2 separate regions of the Homo sapiens genome follow, and region 1 is linked to region 2. A link is an interaction called in ENCODE POLR2A ChIA-PET data of the cell type or tissue named here. Cell type or tissue: PC-9. All regions are shown on one strand. Links, peaks and the distances in the headings refer to the core of each region. The heading gives the core; the rest is flanking DNA.

Region 1 (5,377 bases), core at 52-5,051, 120 kb after region 2:
GCTGAGATCACACCATTGCACTCCAGCCTGGGCAACAAGAGAGAAACTCCAGCTGGAAAAAAAAAAAAAAAAAAAAAAAAAAGCAGAAAATCCTTTTCTCTTCTCTCAGTACATACAAACCCAATAGAACTTAACTCAACTCATCCCTGGAGTTTGGCATTTATGAATGCAGTTCACATCCTACCCCTAATAATATTCATCTAAAGCACTCTTCTGTCTTTGGTTTAGAGCCCGTCATTTAAAAACAGTAGAGATATTCTGTGAACCAAAGATTGGTTCAAGTGGTGGGACAAGGACACAGGTAAGACAGGAAAGATGAGTACATACTTAGATGTTTCTTTTTCTTACATTTACTTACACTTTTACATTATAATTTTTTTCAAAAGAGTAAGTGCAAAGTGCCTATTTGCATTTTAACATTTGTATTCCTTTAATTAATTTTCCTTTTTTTGAGACAGTCTCACTGTCACCCAGGCTGGAGTGCAGTGACATGATCTCGGCTCACTGCAACCTCTGCTTCAAGGTGTGCCTCAGCCTCCCAAGTAGCTAGGACTACAGGCACATGCCCAGATAATATTTTTATTTTTAGTAGACATGGGGTTTCGCCATGTTGGCCAGGCTGGTCTCAAACTCCTGGCCTCAAGTGATCCACTTGCCTCGGCCTCCCAAAATTCTGGGATTACAGGCATGAGTCACCCCGCCCAGCTGTACTCCTTTAAATGCTGCAAGTAAATGTGTATTTTAACATACTGCCATCTTCATTCCTCTTTTAAAACTTTTATTTGCCCAACCAAAAGTATACTCTCCAACTATAAAAAAAACTTTAAATAATTATAAATTGTTTGACTTGCCCTAAATCAGAGTATGTTAGTAACAAGGCTGAGATGAAAACTTAGAAGTTATACTTCTCTTAAATTAGTTTAAACCTTAAAGAAAACAAAGCTTCGGCCAGACGCAGTGGCTCACGCCCGTAATCCCAGCACTTTGGGAGGCCGAGGAGGGTGGATCACAAGGTCAGGAGTTCGAGACCAGCCTGACCAATATGGTGAAACTCCGTCTCTACTAAAAATACAAAAAATAGCTAGGCGTGGTGGTACGCGCCTGTAGTCCCAGCTACTCAGGAGGCTGAGGCAGAAGAATCGCTTGAACCCAGGAGGCGGAGGTTGCAGTGAGCCGAGATCATGCCACTGTACTCCAGCCTGGGCGACAGAGCAAGATTCCATCTCAAAAAACAAACAAAAAAACTGTTAAGATGGGCTGGGCGCGGTGGCTCAAGCCTGCAATCCCAGCACTTTGGGAGGCTGAGGCAGGTAGATCTGAGGTTAGGAGTTTGAGACCAGCTTGGCCAACATGGCGAAACCTCGTCTCTACTAAAAATACAAAAATTAGCCAGCATGGTGGCGTACGTCTGTAGTCCCAGCTATACTGGGGAGGTTGAGGTGAGAGAATCACTTGAACCCAGGAGGCAGACATTGCAGTGAGCCGAGATCATGCAACTGCACTCCAGCCTGGGCAACAGAGCAAGATTCTCTCTCAAAAAAACAAAAAACTGTTAGATGATACTTTTTAAGTTATATGTATTTCACAATTAAAAATATTTTTAACTGGTGGCATGAGCCTGTAGTCCCAGCTACTCAGGAGGCTGAGGCCAGATTGCTTGAGCCCAGGAATTTGAGGCTATGGTGTGCCATGACTGTACCTGTGAATAGCCACTGTACTCCAGCCTGGACAACACAGTGAGACCCTGTCTCTTAAAAAATAATAAAATAATAATTTAAAAAAATTTTTTGAGGCAGGGTCTCACTCTGTCATCCAGGCTGGAGTGCAGTGTCATGAACATGGTTCACTGCAGCCTCGATCTCCTGGCTCAAGTGATCCTCCCACCTCAAGTGTAGCTGGGACCACAACACATGCCACCAGGCCTGGCTAATTTTTTAAATTTGTTTGTAGAGGTTGGGGGTGGGGGTGGGGGGTGTCTAACTTTGTTGCCCAGGCTGGTCTTGAACTACTGGGCTCAAGCTATCCTCCCACCTCGGCCTCCCAAAGTGTTGAGATTACAGGCATGAGACACGTTACCCAACCTAAAATATGTTTTAATTATTTAAGAGTTATTAAAGCGTCCTAGGTCGTATGAAACTTAACTGCTACCTAAGTAAGTAAGTACAGTTGGCCCTCCATATCCATGAATTCCATATCCATAGGTTCTGTATCAGTGGAGCAATCAATCACAAATCAAAAATACTCAGAAAAAAAAATCATTGCATCTGTACTGACAATGTAGAGACTTTTTTCTTATCACTCTATAAATAATACAGTATAGCAACTATTTATAAAGCATTTACATTTTAATAGGTATTATAAATAATCTAGAGATTATTTAACATATACACAAAGATGTGCATAGGTGCTACGCAAATACTATGCCTTTTTATGTAAGACTTGAGCATCCAAGGTTTTTGGCATCTACAGAGGGTCCTGGAACCAATTTCCCACAAATACTGAGGGACAACTGTCTTCATTTTCAGGGAAAAACTCAAACAGAGACAGAAACCCAATTTCAGTAGTCACTGCATACCCACCCTTCCCAGTCTCTAGTTTTAATTTTTTTTATTTAAACAAAAATTTCAGCTTGAGCAAAAAAGCAAAACCCTGTCTCTACAAAAAATACCAAAAAAGAAAAAAATTAGCCAGGCATGGTGGTACATGTCTATAGTCCCAGCTACTTTGGAGACTGAGGTGGGAGGATCACTTGAGCTGGGGAGGTGGAGGCTGCAGCAAACGAGACTGTGTCTCAAAAAATTAAAAATTAAAAAAAAAACTGTAAATAAAAGAGAGAAATGAAAAAATTTTTTTAAATTACTATCTGCCTCCTTAGGGCTCACAAGTTTTAAGTAACTTGATAGCATTCAGATGAAGGTAGTACACTGCAGTTTCAAACTTACAAACAATTTGTTGTAAAAGAATTCATGGCAGGTCATGTTTGATGACTTTGTGAATCATCCAAACTTTTACCTCTTTCCAGAGAGGGACATTGTTTGTTTCTCCTTCAGAACAGAGGTGGAAAAAAAATCTGCCAGGCGCGGTGGCTCACGCCTATAATCCCAGCACTTTAGGAGGCCAAGGCGGGCGGATCACTTGAGGTCAGCAGTTCGAGACCAGCCTGGCCAACATCGTGAAACCCGTGTCTACTAAAAATCAGGAAAAAAAAAAAAAAGGCCAGGCATGGTGGCACATGCCTGAAGTCCCAGCTACTAGGGAGGCTGAGGCAGAACTGCTTGAACCCGCCAGGTGTGGTGGCTCACGCCTGTAATTCCAACACTTTGGGAGCCCGAGGTGGGCGAATCATGAGGTCAAGAGACCGAGACCATCCTGGCCAACATGGTGAAACCCCATCTCTACTAAAAATACAAAAATTAGTTGGGCGTGGTGGCATGCGCCTACAGTCCCAGCTACTCGGGAGGCTGAGGCAGGAGAATCACTTGAACCCAGGAGGTGGAGGTTGCAGTGAGCCGAGATGGCGCCACTGCACTCCAGCCTGGGCAACAAGAGTGGAAACTCCGTCTCAAAAAAAAAAAAAAAAAAAAAAAACTGCTTGAACCCAGGAGGCGGAGGTTGCAGTGAGCTGAGACTGCGCCACCCTCTAGCCTCGGTCTCAGAGCGAGACTCGGTCTCAAGAGGAAAAAAATAAAACAAACCAATAATCTACTGAAGTCAATATAGTTGGTCTTGCTCTGTCACCCGGCCTGGAATGCAGTGGCACAATCACGGCTCATTCCAGCCTTGACCTCCCATACTCAAGCGAAACTCCTGCCTCTGCCTCCCTAGTAGCTGGGACTACAGGTACATGCCACCACATTGGGCCCAAGGCCAGGTTTTAAAAAGTTGCATCTAAGTATTATTTACATAGGATTGATTCCTTGTCTGCAATATATTCTACTCCAATACAAGTAGGTGGTTGATGAGTTCTAATACAAGCTTCCATGTTCACTAGCTGTATAAACTTAGGCAAGTTTAAATTATATGTGCCTTAGTTTCTTTTTTTTGAGACAGAGTCTCACTCTGTTGTCCAGGCTGGAGTGTAGTGGTGCCATCTCAGCTCACTGCAACCTCTGCCTCCCAGGTTCAAGCGATTCTCCTACCTTAGCCTCCCGAGTAGCTAGGATTACAGGTGTGTGCCACCACCTCTGGCTAATTTTTGTATTTTTAGTAGAGATGGGGTTTCACCATGTTGGCCAGGCTGATCTCAAACTCCTGACCTCAGGTGATTTGCCACCCACCTCAGCCTCCCAAAGTGCTGGGATTACAGGCATGAGCCACTGCGCCCAGCTGCCTTACTTATCACTAAAATGGGGATACTAACACCTCATAGAGATATTGAGACTTAAGATGTACAGATATCTATATATGCAAAAACATCAAACGTTCCTGACACAAAGCACGATACAAGTATATACTACTACTGTTGTTATTGTTATATTGCTATTATCTATCCTACTGATTCTAGTGGGATAGTTAAGCTGGAATCTCTCCAGAAAAATACACATAAGTAAAAGGTATTGAACACAACTGCAGAGGACCCAGGGATCCCAGATTAACCCTGCCAAAGATGATCCACAAGCAAGTTGGTTTAGTAAAGCAGTTCTTAACCTCTTCTGTGACACAGACCTCTTTAGTAGTCCAATTAATCTATGGATCTCTTCTCCGTTTTTTTACATTTCTAAAATATATAGGATCACAAAGTAAACCAATTATATTGAAACGCAGTTATCAAAATATTTTAAAATGTCTAATATAGCAATACGTTAACAATATTTTTGACATATAGCAAGTAATGAGCATAAATATTTCAAGATAACTGCAAAAGCTGTAATACATGTAAAAAAGTGATTTGTCTTGGTGACAAGGTCACATACACTGTTGCTGCCATTAACATTTAAAGAATTTTCACTTCTTTTCCATTTAGATTTCAGTTAGAAGCTAGAGAAAATAAACACGCAAATTTTTTTCCTCAACCAAGCTTAGGTACTTACTTCCTCAATTCTATCCAAAAACCTAGATTAAGAACCTTTGACTTATGGGAAAGTACAAAAATAATTTTGAAGCCAGAAATTTATGTTCTAGAAGTCAGACTTCAGACTTTAGCCCCCACATTATTTACACTTGAATGACCTTAGACATCTAACTTCTGAGCTTTGGTTCTCTCACTGAGAATAATTCCTCTATCATGAGGTTACAGGGATCAAATATTAGTTAACAAAACGCCAAACGACCAACATGTTGTTTTTCACTGATTTTAATACCACATATTCAGCCCCAAATATTTAAAGACAGTTAATTTTCAATAAAACTCATATGAGAAAATGAAGAATGACATAGT
Region 2 (5,377 bases), core at 184-5,183:
GGCTTGAAACAGCAGGGTACCCCGCCTGCCTCTACTTCCACTTCCTCTCTGCTTTGCATTCCTTATCCACTTTCAACAGGCTGCAGTGCCCCTTCCTTGCCCCAACCCTGTCCCTAAACCCTACTAAAACAGCTTAGGCAAAGGTCACCACCAATGACCTCTGCTTGTAATCTCAATTGCATTTTCTCAGTCCTAGTCTCAAACTCTATGCAACAAGAGACACTTAATACTCCTTGTTGTTTTGCTCTTCTCCCTCTGGTCACTCATACCCCTCTGACCTCTTTTCCAGGTTCTTTTTTTCAGCTTCCCCCTTAAATGGTGGTGCTTTCCAGTTCTGTGTTTAGCCTCTGCTCACTCAATATGCTCTCCTTGGCTGGGTGCAGCGGCTCACACCTATAATCCCAGCACTCTGGGAGGCCGAGGTGGGCGGATCACAAGGTCAGGAGATCGAGACCATCCTGGCTAACATGGTGAAACCCCATCTCTACTAAAAATACAAAAAAAAATTAGCCAGGCGTGGTGACAGGCATCTGTAGTCCCAGCTACTCGGGAGGCTGAGGCAGGAGAATGGCGTGAACCCAGAAGTCAGAACTTGTAGTGAGCTGAGATTGCGCCACCGCACTCCAGCCTGGGCGACAGAGCGAGACTCCATCTCAACATATATAATATGCTCTCCTTGGACAATCTCAATCATGCCCACTGCTTCCACTATCAGCGATACATGCTAAGGAATACTGAATGTATATCTTCAGGACAGGCCTTTCTACAGAACTCCAAATCCACACACCCAACTGCTGCTACAGATCTCCATTTGCATGTCCCCAAAACCTCTCAAATTCAGTAAAACTGAATTTTCTCTCCCCCTACACCCTAAACTGTTCTTCTGCCTCTATTCCCTGTTTTAGGAAATGGTGCCATCTTTCTCTCAAGATGCCTAAGGAAGAAACTTACCAGTCCGCCTTTCTCCTATCACACCTACAAATCTCTGTGCACACCTCCTCCTCCTCCATACTAGTCTCGTAAATTCTCCCTGCTTAAATACTTCTTTTCATTCCCTCTTCCCTAATCCTACTGCAGAGACAGCTCATTTCAGTAGCCTCCTGTAAGTCTTCCTGCCCTGTCTTACCTGCTCTTATTTAAGGCTATTTTGCACTTTTTCTATGTAAATAGTATCACTTGGTTGTGTGACACAGCAACCTGAAACTATTCTCCTCTAAGGCGATCTCCAACAAACACAGATGTCATCCACTCCTGCTTACAATACTTCAGTGGCTTCCCATGAATGCTCTTCCCAAAGATGCTATATGATGCTCTTTCCCCTGAAGAAAGTGATGGAGGAGGCAGGGCACAGTGGCTCACGCCTGTAATCCCAGCACTTTGGGAGGCTGAGGCGGGCAGATCATGAGGTCAGGAGATTGAGACCATCCTGGCTAACACAGTGAAACCCCGTCTCTACTAAAAATACAAAAACAAAATTAGCCAGGCGTGATGGCGGGTGCCTGTAGTCCCAGCTCCTCGGGAGGCTGAAGCGGGAGAATGGCATGAACCCAGGAGGCGGAGCTTGCAGTGAGCCGAGATCGCGCCACCGCACTCCAGCCTGGGCGACAGAGAGAGACCCTGTCTCAAAAAAAATGAAAGTGATGGAGGAATGGAAGGCCCAGAAGAGGCACAGCCTGAAGAAGCCAGCCACTAGAGAACAATGCATTATTTTTTAATGTTAAAATTTATGTTTGATCTTAATTTTCAATTCATGCTTTACTATAGCAATAATTTCCCGTGAAATTCAATTTAATGGATATTCTAAGAAGGCACGCTATGTTTACCCTGTAGCTTTTTTTCTTTTTTCTTTTTTCTTTTTTTGAGACAGAGGCTCGCTCTGTCACCCAGGCTGGAGTACAATGGCATGATCTCGGCTCACTGCAATCTCTGCCTCCCGGGGTCAAGCGAGTCTCCTGCCTTGGCCACCTGAGTAGTTGGGATTACAGGCACACGCCACCACACCCGGCTACTTTTTGGATTGTAGCTCTGAGTACCCCTGGAACATCAATACAAATCCCCATTGGGAAGCAAAGACCTACAGGATAAAATGTAAGATTCTATGGGTGTGGCCACAAGGCACAACCCACCCCTGCCATGCTGTCAGCCCTAACCACTGTCCTGGCTCACTGGACTTACATTCCATGTTCTAGCAGTGACTAAATCATCACAGTTCCTCAAACACGCTTCAATGATTGACAAATCTAAAGCAGCCTCCTCCCCTCATCTGTCAGCCCACCAAACTCCTTTGGTCCATTGGACAGTCCTTCCCAGAATACTACATGTACACTAATGCCCTGCACCTAAGCACCTTCAAGTACTTGAACATGTCTCCCTTATGACATTTATTATGCAATAAAGATACTGTTTACAGTTTTTGTTTGTTTGTTTGAGACAGGGTCTTACTCTGTCGTACAGGCAAGAGTTGCAATGGTGCCATCACAGCTCCCGGAGCCTCCATCTCCCTGAGTTCAGGTATCTTCCCACCTCAGCCTCCTGAGTAACTGGGACTATTTTGGGACTACAGGCGCATGCCACCACACCTGACTAGTTGTTTACAGTATCCTATCTTCCCCCAAAATAACTATAAGAAAGTACTGCCATGTCCTGCCCCTCCTAACCACAGTAAAACTCACTAAAAGTTGTTTTGTTTTGTTTTTGAAACTTACCCATTTCCTCCAAATCACTCCTTAACCCATTATAATCTCTGGCTTCTGATCCTCACACCACAGCATTAAAACCACTCTCACCAAGTTCATAATCACAAATCATTTTGTGGCTAAACCTAACAAATCCACCTTAATGCTTAACCATTCTTTTGTTTGCAGCAATATTTGATCATTCTCTCTTGTCTTCCTGGCCCCCAACTCTCCTGACATCCCTTCTCTAGATTTCTTGCTAAACCTCCAGCCATGTCTTTGCAGTCGCCTCTGCAAGCTTTCTTTTCCTCTGTCCATGTTAGCATTTCTTAGGATTCTATCAGAAATACTCTTCTCTGTTCACTCTAAGCCCTCTTTCCTGGGTGAACTCATCTATTCTCATGGCTTAAACTATCATCCTGCTTTAGATAAAGCTGGAAAACACATTTGGGTCCATATGCCCAGTTTAGATACTCTGTTCACTAATCACAACTTCTGCATGGATGGACGTTTGGAAATATAAAATAGCACAGCAGCATAATAGACTTATACTGCTTCCTGTGTGCCAGACACTATACTAATCACTATACTTTTCCTTTTTTTTTTTTGGAAAGCAGGTCTCATTATGTTGCCCAGGCTGGTCTTGAACTCCTGGCCTTAAGAAATCCTGCCGCCTCAGCCTCCCAAAGTATACTTTTATATAGTAACTGATTCAGTGCTCACATCAATCCTACAACGTAGATACTATTATCATCTTCATTTTATGGATGAGGACACTGAGACACTAAATCTGACTACCAAAAAAAAAAAAAAGAAGGGTCAGGCACAGTGGCTCACGTCTATAATCCCAACACTTTGGAAGGCTGAGGTGGGCAGATTGCTTGAGTCCAAGAGTTCAAGACCAGCCTGGACAACATGGTGAAAGTCCATCTCCACAAAAAATTTAAACCTAGCTGGGCATGGTGGTGCATGCTTGTAGTCTCAGCTACCTGGGAGGCTAAGGCAGATGGATCACCTGAGCCTGGGAGGTCAAGGCTGCAGTGAGCCGTGATTACACTACTGTACTCCAGCCTGGGTGACAGACTAAGACTCTGTCTCCAAAAAAAAAAAAAACAGAAGGAATTTCCATCTCTAATGAAAAGCACTTTTTTCCACAACTGAAATTGTAAGAAAAAGAAGATAAATCAAATTCAGGATTCTGAACAAATACACTTCTGACAATGGTGATTTTCTGTTAATTAACATTTTAATCATTTTAATCATGTTTTAACACTTAATAATTATTTTAATCATGTTTCTTCCAATTTGTACTGAAAAAGGATAATCTTTTCTTTAAGATGTGGTCTTGCTCTTTCGCCCAGCCTAGAGTGTAGTGGCACGATCATAGTTCACTGCAGCCTCAACTCCAAAGCAGATGAGACTACAGGTGCACATCACCATAACCACCTAGGGACAGAGTCTCACTATCTTGAACTCCTGGCCTCAAGCAATCCTCCCGCCTCGGCCTCCCAAAGTGCTGTCGGCCAAGGATAATCTTAGTTATTAAGATGTTTCACAAGTTTTATCTCTCAGCCATAAAGACAAACCTGAAGTTCACAATATAATAAGTAAATAAGATTTTTGTTATTTTCCTATGTGCAAAATTACAATTAATTTAGTGTTTGAACAGTACCTTAGATATAGGTAGTCAAAGAGACCTGAGATAACGTGGGTAGGACCTAAGAGACAAATACTCTGTGTGTACAGTTGGACATGTTATGCACAGCCCATGAACGTCCTTGGTAGTTGGCCACACTGTTTGCATAAACTAGAATAAACTGACCAAAGGTCTGACTTGGTTCAACAAAACCAATATTTGCCATATGGCTAATTATTTCACTTCCATGGTTTTCCAACATTTTGCCAAAGATGGAATGTAGCCAAGAAAAGACGTTGAAAAACCAGGCATGTGAAATATTCAGTTTTTTTCCAACCAGGACCCATTAAACCAAAACAAAACTGATTTTGGTTTTATTACAATGTCTGGTCTACAGAAAAACCCACCTAATTAACTTATGCTTTAGATCAGATCCTACGGATATTACATTTGGTTAAGACAGAGGAAAAAAGGCCGGGTGCAGTGGCTCACGCCTGTAATCCCAGCACTTTGGGGGACCGGGGTAGTCGTATTACCTGAGGCCAGGAGTTTGGGACCAACCTGGCCAACATGGTGAAACCCTGTCTCTACTAAAAATACAAAAAGTAGCCAAGCGTGGTGGCACAGGCCTGTAATCTCAGCTACTGGTGAGGCTGAGGCAGGAAATCGCTTGAACCCGGGAGGCAGAGGTTGCAGTGAGCCGAGATCGCGCCATTGCACTCCAGCCTGGGCAACAAGAGTGAAACTCTGTCTCAAAAAAAAAAAAAAAAAAAAAAAAAAAGGCAGAGGAAAAAGAGAATCAATGCATGTGCAAAGTACACAAAAAAATGAGAAGTGTCTGCCTCCTGTTCAGGGAGCACAGTGGCGTGGCTCCAGCTCTCACCCAAGCACTGTCCCAGGCTTGGAGCTGTGTATTCTGAAAGTATTTGCATAATAAATACCAAATGAATTGGATAAGCAAAGTAGTCAGGCAGACTGAAGAAACGGAAAGTTGTCACATATCACCCAACTGTAAAAGTCAAGTGTAAAAATCAGAGGGTATATAGTGAGGAAAATAAGGGAAAAA

What was found. Peaks named below come from ENCODE experiments on the same cell type or tissue, not always from the same donor. Only the 100,000 strongest peaks of a DNase experiment are listed, where the experiment ranks them.
Region 1: POLR2A ChIA-PET joins it to region 2 with 10 read pairs; 5 of 35 experiments call an interaction of 5 or more read pairs at or near these places.

What each region holds. Positions count from the first base shown.
Region 1 is chr12:50,402,893-50,408,269 of GRCh38, reverse strand. The region is part of intron 1 of LARP4 (La ribonucleoprotein 4); the gene reads right to left. Among named protein-coding and RNA genes, the nearest start is that of LARP4, 4.7 kb to the right of the region's middle. In PC-9, for the core only: no CTCF peak of the experiment used is centred there; a DNase peak (open chromatin) is centred at 2,989; H3K4me3 peaks cover 997 bases; H3K27ac peaks cover 2,316 bases.
Region 2 is chr12:50,526,342-50,531,718 of GRCh38, reverse strand. All of the region lies in intron 1 of DIP2B (disco interacting protein 2 homolog B), which reads right to left. Among named protein-coding and RNA genes, the nearest start is that of DIP2B, 24 kb to the right of the region's middle. RefSeq lists enhancers at 987-1,487, 1,488-1,988. In PC-9, for the core only: no CTCF peak of the experiment used is centred there; no DNase peak of the experiment used is centred there; H3K27ac peaks cover 2,193 bases.